Linked DNA regions of Homo sapiens: region 2 is linked to region 1. The links are chromatin loops, found by intact Hi-C in ENCODE. Cell type or tissue: HCT116. All regions are shown on one strand. Links, peaks and the distances in the headings refer to the core of each region. The heading gives the core; the rest is flanking DNA.

Region 1 (5,758 bases), core at 1,656-4,155:
AAAGCAGCAGGAGTGACTGAAGCTGAAGAGGAGGGACTGGGGCGCCGTGCTATTAGATGATCAGTAAATCTATTAGTACAAGTCAATGAGCCAGCCTGGGCAACATGGTGAAACCCTGTCTCTAACAAAAAGACAAAAAATTAGCCAGGTGTGGTTGCATGCACCTGTGCTCCCAGCTACTCAGGAGGCTGAGGGGGGAGGATCGCTTGAGGTGGAGATTGTAGTGAACTGAGATCATGCCACTGCACTCCAGCCTGGGTGACAGAGTAAGAACACGTTTAAAAAAAAGAAAGAAAGAAAGAGTCAAGGAGAACCAAGCTGTCCTGGGGGATCATCCACCTTGTTCCCAAGCTGTAGGAGGCCTGGCTGCAAGGTGGTTTCTGCACACTTGTGAGTCCTACTTCCCTTGTCGGTGCCTGGGACTTGATGATAGACTCTCTTGTGGGCTGAACTGTGCCCCCCAGTAAGGATATGTTGAAGTCTTCACTCCCACTACTTCAGAATATGGCCTTATTTGCAAGTAGGGTTGTTGCAGGTATAATTAGTTAAAATGAGGTCATTCTGGAATAGGGGGAGCCCCTAATGTAATATGACTTGTATCCTTTTAAGAAAATGGCCATGTGCAGACACAGAGAAACAGAGAATGCCACATGAAGATGGAGGCAGAGATTAGAGTGATGTATCTGCAAGCCAACCGTTGCCAGCTGTCGCCAGAAGCCAGGAGAGAGGTGTGGAATAGATTCTCCCTCAGAGCCCTCAGAAAGAATGAATCCTGACAACACCTTAATTTTGGACGTCTAGCCTCCAGAACTGTGAGAGAATAAGTATCTGTTGTTTGAAGCCACCCATTTGTGGTACTCTGTTACAGTAGGCCTAGCACACTAATGCAGACCCCATTACCCATAGTAACCCAAGTGCATCCCTGTTCCTGACAATATTTCAGCCCTTGCCCTCGAATTTATAAGGCTCTAGGACTCTGGCTCTCTTCTGACTATGCCCCTCCATAGGGGATGAGGAGTCTACCAGCCCAAGGGGATGTGCCCATCTAGAGTCCACACCTAGCTTCTAGAACACATTTGGGGTACCTAGACCCCAAAATTTCCTGCCAAAACAGCTCTGAGACTTGTTTAAGAGTCTGGTCAGGCCTGGTTCTTGTGTCTATCTTTCTGAGAGTGGGCCACGTAGCAGTGCACATACCCCCAGGTTCAACGATTGACCAAGGGCCAGCTATTTGCCAGCAACTAGGGAAGCTGTGGACAGAACTTGGATTTATGGCCTCGGGTGTCCACACACATGTGTACTTTATTCTATGGGACAGAGGTGAGGATATGAAGAGAAAGGGAGCAGGCTATGGGCTCTGGATCTCCATTTGAACTCTTGCCCCAGCTCCCAGGACAGTCAGGGGTGGACCTATCACTCTTACCCCCACAGGTCAGGATTAATGTCCAAGGAATAGGTCCTGGGCATCTTCATGCATCACTCTGTTCCTCCTGTAGGCCCCAGCCACAGGGACTACTGCCTGTTTCTCTTTTTGTGCTCTGACCCATCCCCCTCTGGGTGGCGCTCTACACAACCAACCTCAGCAGCTGGGTCAACTCCTGCTCCCCCTTCCTTCTTCCCCTTCATTATCACCTCCACAAAGGGGATCTGCACCAGATTTCTTAAGAATCCTGACTTATGGGGGGAGGGAGGAGGGAAAGCATTAGGAGATATACTTAATGTAAATGACAAGTTAATGGGTGCAGCACACCAACATGGCACTTGTATACATATGTAACAAACCTGCACATTGTGCACATGCACCCTACAACTTAAAGTATAATAAGAAAAAAAAAAGAATCCTGGCTTACTCCTGTAACTGGGGCCCCCAGATGTCTCAAAACAGAGGTCACATTCAGCTGTCTACAGAGGTCAGGCAAATATCACAACTAAATGTGTCTGGCCAGGTAGGTATAAGTGCCCGGGAGAGGTAAGGTCTACAGCAAACTGGGACAGCCAGACTCCTTCTAAAGTGGCTCCAGCTAATTGTTGCCATGGAGATGGTGGGCTTGATGTCAAAAAACTTTTGATTTTCTGATAGAAACTGGAAAACTTGATTTAATTATGTGAAAGTTCCTGTTCAACTAATTCAAAATTTCGACACAGTGTCTACCAAATAAAACTCAGCCACAGACAAGCCAGAGAGTTTGGCAAGTTTATTACCACAAATAAAACCAACTACCTCTATCAGATCTAGTTGGCAAGCTGAGGAAGCCTGAAGCTATCCTACACCTGGTTTGCCCTGAACTTACTGAACTCCAGTTTGAAGAACTAGTGGTATTTTCATGAATTGTTATTTTTGTGGCCTGATATGACATTCCCACCTCCTTCTATCTGGCAAACTCCAAAACTTGTGATGAGACCTTCATGACTCATCTTTATCATCACCTCCCATGTGTAAACCTGGACTTTCCCAGATAGACAGCCCAGCCTCCCCATTTTCACCACTCCCTGCTCAATACTCCTTATTCATGCCTCTATTACAGCCCTTATCACATCATTTTATAACTGTCTGTCATCTGTCACTAGAGGGTGAGCACCTCAAAGTCTAGGATTTTATCTTGTTCATTCTGTGTTCCCAGCTCCCTGGCACTTTACTGACACAATGCTTGTGGAATGAATGAATAAACAGCACAGATCAGTAATTAAACCAATGTCAGGAAGCTACTAGATATAATTACAAATTAGTATTCATGACAATAAGTTTATCATCATAAGAGCTTAGGAGTGGAGGAAAACAATTTTCAGCAGGATGGCTAAGGAATTTGCATTTGAACTGGGAAACTAATTCTCATAGGTAAGGGGAGGAAAAAGGAAGAACAGTCTGGAAATGAAACTAAAGTCCCAAAGGTCAGAAAGCCTGCGGTGGTCTCTGACAGCGAGAACGGTAGGGGTGGCAAGTAAGACAACAAATGAAATAAAATAATTATAATAAAGTATTCTTAAAGGGGAACTGTGAGGAGACAGTTGTGTAGGGACAACTGAGGTGGTGGGATAAGAATAAGAAAGTGCTTCGAGGACTCTGCTGACAGCCATCTTGAACCACTGCCACACTTGTAAAGGTGTTTGTTTCCTATGGTGATATCACTGTTGCTTCTTTTCCCTAGCTTCAGTCCTGCAGAGACTTTACACTAGGAGCTGCTCCTTCCATTTAGGTATGCCGCCACCGTGCGGTGGGAGTGTGCAGCTACATGACTTACTGGCAGGCTCACATTTTACCTTAACATAAGTGGATGGAAATTGTTCTCAAGCTCAGCACGTTTACAGATCCAACTTTAATGACATCTAAATATCATACAGAGATTTATCTTTACATTAGCTGGGGTCAAGCAAAGAAGACCATACGCAACTCAGTTCACAATCAACCAGGCCCTCCCTCCTTCATGTGTATTCCTTCTGTGTTTTCCTCCTCTTTAGGAACAGAGGTTTATTCAACTTTGCTTCCTCCATAGGGCCTTACATACTGCAGGTGCTTTAAAAAAATCTCTGCTTAGTGGACTTATATAAAGATGATATAGCACGTTTGTTTTTTAAAGTTCCAAAAACATTTTATCACTTTTTCAGAAAAGTGAGAGTAGAAATTTTTCACCCATAATTCCACCGCCCTAAAACAGTGACTATTAATGATTAGCAAACAATTCAAAATAACTATCCTGGCCAGGTGCGATGGCTCACGCCTGTAATCCCAACACTTTGGGAGACCAAGGCGGGCGGATCACTTGAGGTCAGGAGTTCGAGACCAGCCTGGCCAACATGGCCAAACCTCGTCTCTACTAAAAATATAAAAATAGCCAGCAGTGGTGGTGCATGCCTATAATCCCAGCTACTCAGAAGGCAGAAGAATCACTTGAACCCAGGCAGCGGAGGTTGCAGTGAGCCAAGATTGCACTACTGCACTCCAGCCTGGGCGACAGAGCAAAACTCTGTTTTTTTGTTTTTTTGTTTTTTTTTTTTGAAAAAACAAAACAAAAGATCTGGCTTTGTTTTTACTCTCCATGGACCATTAGCCATAAGGAATTGTTGGACACTATCTGATATGGAAAGAGATGTATTTCAGGTTAAGTGAAGGAAATTTAAAGCAGGTTAAAATGCTTTTGGTTTTAAGTAAAAGAGAACTTGACTCAAATTAGCTTAAATGGAGATGTACTGGCTCATGTAATGAAAAGTGTGGGATTCAGACACAGTGTTTCCAGAGCTTCACTCAGGAAGATTCGGCCTTCATGGTGGCAATATGCCAGCTAGAAAAGAGGTATGTGCCGAGTAAAGCCCTTCTCTTTATGGCATTTGGCTCCCTCCCCATCTCCTTGCCAATTAAACCCATTCAACTAGCTTAATGTGTGCAGAGCCAGCTCATTCAGCCTCCCTGTCTCTTCATTGTTAGATATGATTAGTCAACCAAGGGACTCCACATATTTGAGGAAAAACTATTCATGAAAGACAAAGATAAATAAACATAAAAAATATGTCCCCAGAAGTAATAGAGATGGTCTTGGAAACAGAAAAAAATTACAAAAATTAGCCAGGCTTGGTGGCGGGCACCTGCAATCCCAGCTACTCTGGAGGCTGAGGCAGGAGAATCGCTTGAAACCGGAAGGAGGAGGTTGCACTAGTCGAGCTCATGCCACTGCACTCCAGCCTGGGCGAAAGAGTGAAACTCCGTCTCAAAAAAAAAAAAAAAAAGAAAAAAAAAACCCATACTTTCAAACACAGAACCACTGGTCCACAGAACCACTGGTCACGGTGGCTTACATCTATAATCCAAGCACTTTGGGAGGCCTAAGCAGGTGAAACACTTGAGGTCAGGAGTTCAACACTAGCCTGGGCAACATGACGAAACCCTGTCTCTACAAAAAATACAAAAATTCACTGGCATGGTGGCGTGTGCCTGTAGTTCCAGCTACTCAGAAGCCTGAGGTGAGAGGAGAGCTTGAGCCCAGGAAGTCGAGGCTGCAGTGGGCTAAGATTGTGCCACTGCACTCCAGCCTGGGCAACAGAGCAAGACCCTGTCTCAAAACAAAAACGAACAAACAAAAACAACAACAACAAAATGCAGTACCATTTACAACCACTCCAAGGAAAATAAGGTACTTGGATATTCATTTGATATGGTTTGAATGTTTGTGTCCCTCCAAAATTCATATTGAAAATCTCCAATGCAATAGTAGTAAGAGGCAGGGCCTTTACGAGGTGATTGGGTCATGACTAATCCCATCCATGAGGGATTAGCCTTATAGAAGGGTTTGAGGGAGTCTGTTAGTCCTCTTTGCCCTTCTACATTTCCACCATGTGAGGATGTAGCAAAGAGGTGCCATTGATGAAGCAGAGAGCAAGCCATCACCAGACACCAAACCTGCTGGTGCCTTGATCTTGGACTTCCCAACCTCCAGAACTGTGAGAAATCAATTTCTATTTATTTTTATGTATGTATGTATTGAGACGTAGTCTTGCTCTGTCATCCAGGCTGGAGTTCAGCGGTACAATCTCGGCTGACAGCAACCTCTGCCTCCCAGGCTTAGGTGATTCTCCTGCCTCAGCCTCCCGAGTAGCTGGAATTACAGGCATGCACCACCATACCCAGCTAATTTTGTATTTTTAGTAGGGACAGGGTTTTGTCATGTTGGCCAGGCTGGTCTCAAACTCCTGACCTCAGGTGATCCACCCGCCTCAGCCTCCCAAAGTGTTGGGATTACAGGCATGAGCCACCGTGCCCAGCCTTAAA
Region 2 (5,758 bases), core at 1,484-3,983, 220 kb before region 1:
GTGATCTTTCGGGGGCGCTGCCCACCCAGCTTCACTACGGTCACGACCCTGGGCTTCAGAGGGCTGTTCTCAGGATGTGCTGAGTGAAGGCCATTCCGAGGGCAGAACAAGGGCACGACGGGGCCACGCGGCCCCAGGAATGGTTTCTCCAGATTCCCTCGGCTGGCAGGCAGCCAGGAGCCTTGCAGCTTCCGCTCTGTGATTCTCGAGCTTAAATATTTTAGAGAATGGTCACATAGGCCTTGCTGTCCTGCAACAAGAAAAGGACAACAGAGTATTAGTTAAGATGGGTTCAGAGAGCCCTCAGCCTTCACCAAAACTTTACTAAAGATGACTGACTCTAGCATTACAGTTTATAAGTGTGGTTCCTGAGAGTCTGTTAGAAATGACAGAGCCTTTATACTTAGGTCTAATTCCCAGTCTCCTCTACACCAGGAGTGCAGAACAGAGTAAGCATTGGGCTTGCAGTGATTCCTGTAGGCCTCACAGGGGCCCCCAGGATGGGCCACACCTCAGGAGCTGATACAGTTTGGCTCTGTGTCCCCACCCAAATCTCATCTTGAATTGTACTCCCATAATTCCCATGTATTGTGGGAGAAACCTAGTGGGAGATAATTGAATCATGGGGGCAGTTTCCCCCATACTGTTCCATGGTAGTGAATAAATCTCATAAGATCTGATGGTTACATCAGGGGTTTCCGCTTTTGCATCTTCCTCATTCTCTCTTTGCCTGCTGCCATCCATGTAAGATGGGACTTGCCCTTCCTTGCCTTCCGCCATGATTGTGAGGCTTCCCCAGCCACGTGGAACTAACTGTAAGTCCAAGAAAACCTTTCTCTGCAAATTGCCCAGTCTCAGGTATGTCTCTATAAGCAGCATGAAAAGGGACTAATACAGGAGCCCTCTCACGGTGAGGCCTGACTCTGTAAACACAACTCCAGCTACCCCAAAGTGAACTGACCTTCAAGGATCTACAGCTGAGATAAAAAGGGCCAGTTTTGCTGCCCATGAAACACCAACAAGAGTCAGGAACATTCTAGAACTTTGAAGGGCCAGGTTTGCTGCCCATGAAACACCAACAAGAGGCAGGAACATTCCAGAATTTTGAAAAACCCAATCTTACCCATCTCTTTGCCAAGAACATTTTTTTTCAGCTTGACTTTGAACTCACTCAAGGTGGAGCAGTATGCGAAGAGGTTATGGTCACAGGATTTGAGACAGATCTGGATTTAAATCCTGGCATGGCCATGGACTGCTTGTGTGAACCTGGACAAATTATTTGCATTTCTTTTTTTTTTTTTTTTTTTTTCATTTATAAAGTAAGAATGCTACACCTCCCTCCCAGGGTTTTTGTGAAGAATAAATGATCAAATTACAACTTACCTAAGAGAGTGCCTGACACATAGTAAGGACATAATAGTTGCTAGTTATTAACACTGTCCTTGTGATCTTAATATCTATTTTATATTATAATTTCACTGTATTAGTAGTATAATCTATCAATAAGGTAGAAGTCTACTGTGCACAGCTTCTTCTGGCATCACAAGAACTCATGGACCCACATGATGTGGTAGGTATTTCTTAAAGCTCTGACTGAGATTCACTTGCATTAGAGTTAGTATAGGAAAATTGAAGAAGGTTTCAATCTAGGTGTAAAAACTTCCTTGTCCAGATGGTTTTCCCTCTTCTTATTTAAAAAATGTAAAGAAACCAAGGTTCAGAGCTTAAATAATGAGAATGTACATGAATAAAACAAGACTTTTGTATTTCCTAATTGACTATACCCAGCCAGAGTAAAACAGGTGAGGCAGGAGTGGTTTAATTTCCTCAATTTCTATCCAGGTCAGGAAGAGAAATTGGAAAAGAACAGAAAGTATAACTCAGTTAAGCCACAATGGTAGGATGACAATTATTAAAGTTACCCTGCAGGACCCATATGTCATATCCTACATGGAAGAATCTGCTGTTTATGCTTCCTTTAAAAAGAAATTTAAAATAATCATTTATACGTGTATTTGAATCAACTGTAGCAGAAACTCCAGTTGTGCCAGGATGAGATTTTGGCCCAGCAAATCTACACAGAATGTTTTTTGTTTTTTAATTATAATGTACAATCTGTTCTGAGATGATTTCCATCTAGACGCAGGTGTCAGATGAGATGACAAGGTAGTGGCTGATACTGATCTTCCCACACACCACAAATTTATGAGCTTAACAATCACATTTACAGTTAAACTACATATGGACATCTGTTATCCCTTTCTTCTCACAGCCTCTTTAATTAATCTGCCTCCATTTTTGTCTGAGATAGCTGATGTTGAGAGAAAGAAAGAGAGCTACAGAAGGAATACTAGTTTGTATTTCCTGCATTGGGGAACTGAGGAAGGGTGTCAGGAAGGTGACTGTCAAACGCATGTGCACAAAAGGGCTGGTGTTCTTGTTGGTTTTTCTTATGTGCTTCACACACAGTAGGATCCTTGATACATACTGTCAGACTAAGTAAATGAAGTCCTGATTATTTTCTCAGAAGACCCTGTATAGGGACAGAGAAAGAGATTTTAGCCTATATCCTGGACTGAGGCTTTTCCAAGCAGATGTGGGAAAAGGATAGGCAGGCCCAAAGGATCAACTGCTGGCTGTGGTCACAAGAGGGCAGACCTACCAGGAAAACCTAGAGGCATAAAGAGGATGTAATGAAATCCAATGGAAGTACCAGGAGAATGAGCAACCAAGAGTGCTAGGAAGACAAGATTTGAGTTGGGTTTTCAACACCTAATGAGGTAGAGGCCACCCAGTACATAGCAAAGGAACCATGACATAGGGCTGGACCAGTTGTCCACACGGCCGCTGAGGTCAGCACAGATGAAGGTAAGACTCAATGTGGAGAGGAAGACACTGGTAACATGGAGAAATGAATGGTCAGCCACTATATGACAGTGGCAAAGCAAGGGTGTATATTGTATCATGGGATGATATAAGCCTCAGCTAAGGAAAGGTGTTATAGGAGGGAAGAAAAATAATAGCTCTGAAGCAGACCTGGGGAGCTAAATTCTGAGCTCTACCTTCAAAATCTATAGTCCCTGGAAAGGAAGAATTATCCATTACAGGGAAGAAATAGGAGAGGGATCCTCAGGGGAGAACCAATAGGACAAAGGAACATTCAGTGAATACCTTAAGGATGTTTGAACATTTAGCATAGAAGGAGGTTCAGGAAAGCCCCTGAACCCTCCTAAAAGGTCCAAGATGGGATGTCAGGGAGGCATAAAGCAGTGTTCATGAAACAGGACTGACAGTAATGGGCTTTATGTATTGAGTGTTGACATAGAGTGACAAAGAGGCCCAAATTACAATAGGACCAGTGGCCTCAAGTTCCCAAACATTGGAACTGTAGAATCTGAGTGTGGTAATGGATGACTTGGCACAATGGTACCCAGAGCTGGGTAGGGAGAAGAGGGGATGTGTTCTCTGGGATTTCTGTGCTCAGCCAATTTCAGCAGACCCTACCTCAAAACTTGCCCTGATCCCTAGTGGTTAGGAGAACAATCTGGGAACATCCCATCCCTGAACAAAGAATAAGCTCCATAAGAACAGCCTCCATCCCAGGGCATGGCGTAAAAGGATGTAAAGAGAGAACAGCTCAGCCTCCATCACACCAACATCAGACATGCTCATTCCACTGCCTGGGCATTCACAAGCTTATTCAAAAGCTCCTTGGTCTGCAGCAAAAGTGACAATTCAGTCTCCACCTCCTCAGCATAACTGGGTCCTACTGAAATTGCACTTCTTCTAGCTATGACTGCTTCAAGCTACTGGGAAGCACCAGGAAAATGCAACCTTCGGATGCACTGATTTTTATCTTCTCTTCCACAAGACCTCTTTCCTCTTTTAAAGTAGTCTAGAGCAAAATTTTCTTCTTTACAGGTAAGAGGAAAAAAATAAGAAGACTATGAATGCCTGGTCCATGGGCAGGGAGAGCAAACAGCAGAAAGAGCACAGCATATCCTTTAGGCCTGGGGCTCAGTCTCCGGGAACGTGCTCATGCCCCAGGACAACTGCACACAGAGTACTTTCAGTCTCCCACTAAGCACCACTGTCCAGAACCTAACCCAATCAACCTTACTAGAAAGCCACAGGCCTGCCCGAGTCCACTCAGCTCCAGCAACACCTTTACTTACAAAATCAGTAAAATGGAACCATATGAAATTGCTGGTAGTTCTACCAATTTTGAACCATAAAAAAACAAATTTCATGTGGCTCACCCTCATACCGGTTGAGTATCCCAAAACCAAAAATACAAAATCTAAAATGCTCCAAAGCCTGCAAACTTTTTGAGCACTGACATTCCTACCAAAGGAAATGATCATTGGAGCATTTCAGACTTCAGATTTTCAGAGCTGGGATGCTCAACTGGTAAGTATAATGCAAATATCCCAAAATCCAAAAAAAAAAAAAAAAACTCCTTGAAATAAAAAAATAAAACAAAATAAAATAAAATAAAATAATAAAAAACCACTTTTGGTCCCAAGCATTTTGGATAAGGGAGACTCACTCAACCTGTATAATCTAGGATAATAATCCATATTCTGTCCCTATATCAACAGTAAATTGTTTATGAAGCCATAGATAGTAAAAATTAAACATGCTAATTCTGTCTTCAGCCACCAAGGCAACCATGTCCCAGGAAGTAACACAGGGAAAATATGTTCTTATTAACATCTTATTTTTTTCTTATTAACACCTTATTTTTCTGTTAACTTGCTACAGCAAAATAAATTGACCTGGACTTGACAAAACTGCTGCTTCTACTTCATTACACCAAAATACAAATGTTTACAGGGTCTCTCCTCAATGCCAATCTAACCCCACATATACAGAAGAGCAAGCACTACTTTTGATAAGCCATCCATCTGCTCAATAACCTACAGTAGCTCCTTATTAGCCTCCTTGAGTTCCAAACCCAAATTCCTCTGCTTGACACATAAGGCCCTTCACAATTCCAACCCACTCCACCTCCACTCCCCCACCAATCCAAGCCTCACCATCTTGTAAAGCCTAAGACCCATCTCTACTCCCAAACCTTCTCTGTCCTCGTAAGTTCGCAGTGATAGCTCCCTCCCCTGAAGACCTGCTCATTCATTAAAGCAAAATTTAGCACAAATGCCTGAGACCAATACCTAGCACAGAATGTGGAACATATGGTTTTGCCTGCTGCACATCTCAGCTAATTGTTACTTCATCTTAGTAGGTGTAAACATTCTCCCTCTCAACTAAACTGTAAGCTCTCCAAAAGCAGAGACCAGGGTTTATGCAAACCCCCCAACTCTGCCCCAGTACAGAGAGCAAGCACACAAGATTTGGAGAACAAATTCCCAACCCTAACATCAAACACAAATATCTAGCTTCAGTCTTCCAGCTCTCACTGTAAATAACTGAGCATTGCTAATTGCAGCTCCAGCAAACATCACACAAAAGACCTCCTGAATACATTAGATAAGTGAGGTGAAAAGAAAATATAATCACAAACATCCATCTGCGACAGGAAATTTGACAAAGTAGCATTTCTGAAGAACAACTCATAGAGGTAGGGGACAGCAGTACGTTGCTTCAGGTTGAGAAAGCTTTGTTTTAGCGCAAAGAACACTGACCATGGGTCAGAGGACTTCTGCCAAGCTGTTATTAGCTGTGTGACCATGGGAACATTAATTAATCCCTATGAACCTCAGTTTCACCACCTGCCAAATGGCATTAATGTCTTACT

The links. Hi-C counts contacts between places; a loop is a spot of excess contacts. Peaks named below come from ENCODE experiments on the same cell type or tissue, not always from the same donor. Only the 100,000 strongest peaks of a DNase experiment are listed, where the experiment ranks them.
Region 2: a loop joins it to region 1, with 4 times the contacts of the local background. A loop is called at or near these places in 43 of 110 quality-filtered maps.

Annotation. Positions count from the first base shown.
Region 1 is chr3:36,955,691-36,961,448 of GRCh38, forward strand. No RefSeq gene overlaps it. Among named protein-coding and RNA genes, the nearest start is that of TRANK1, 14 kb to the left of the region's middle. In HCT116, for the core only: a CTCF peak has its summit at 3,215; a DNase peak (open chromatin) is centred at 3,191.
Region 2 is chr3:36,738,835-36,744,592 of GRCh38, forward strand. DCLK3 (doublecortin like kinase 3) reads right to left here. Exons shown (of 5, transcript NM_001394672.2): 2 at 1-250. Among named protein-coding and RNA genes, the nearest start is that of DCLK3, 23 kb to the right of the region's middle. In HCT116, for the core only: a CTCF peak has its summit at 2,643 (motif pointing right); a DNase peak (open chromatin) is centred at 2,637.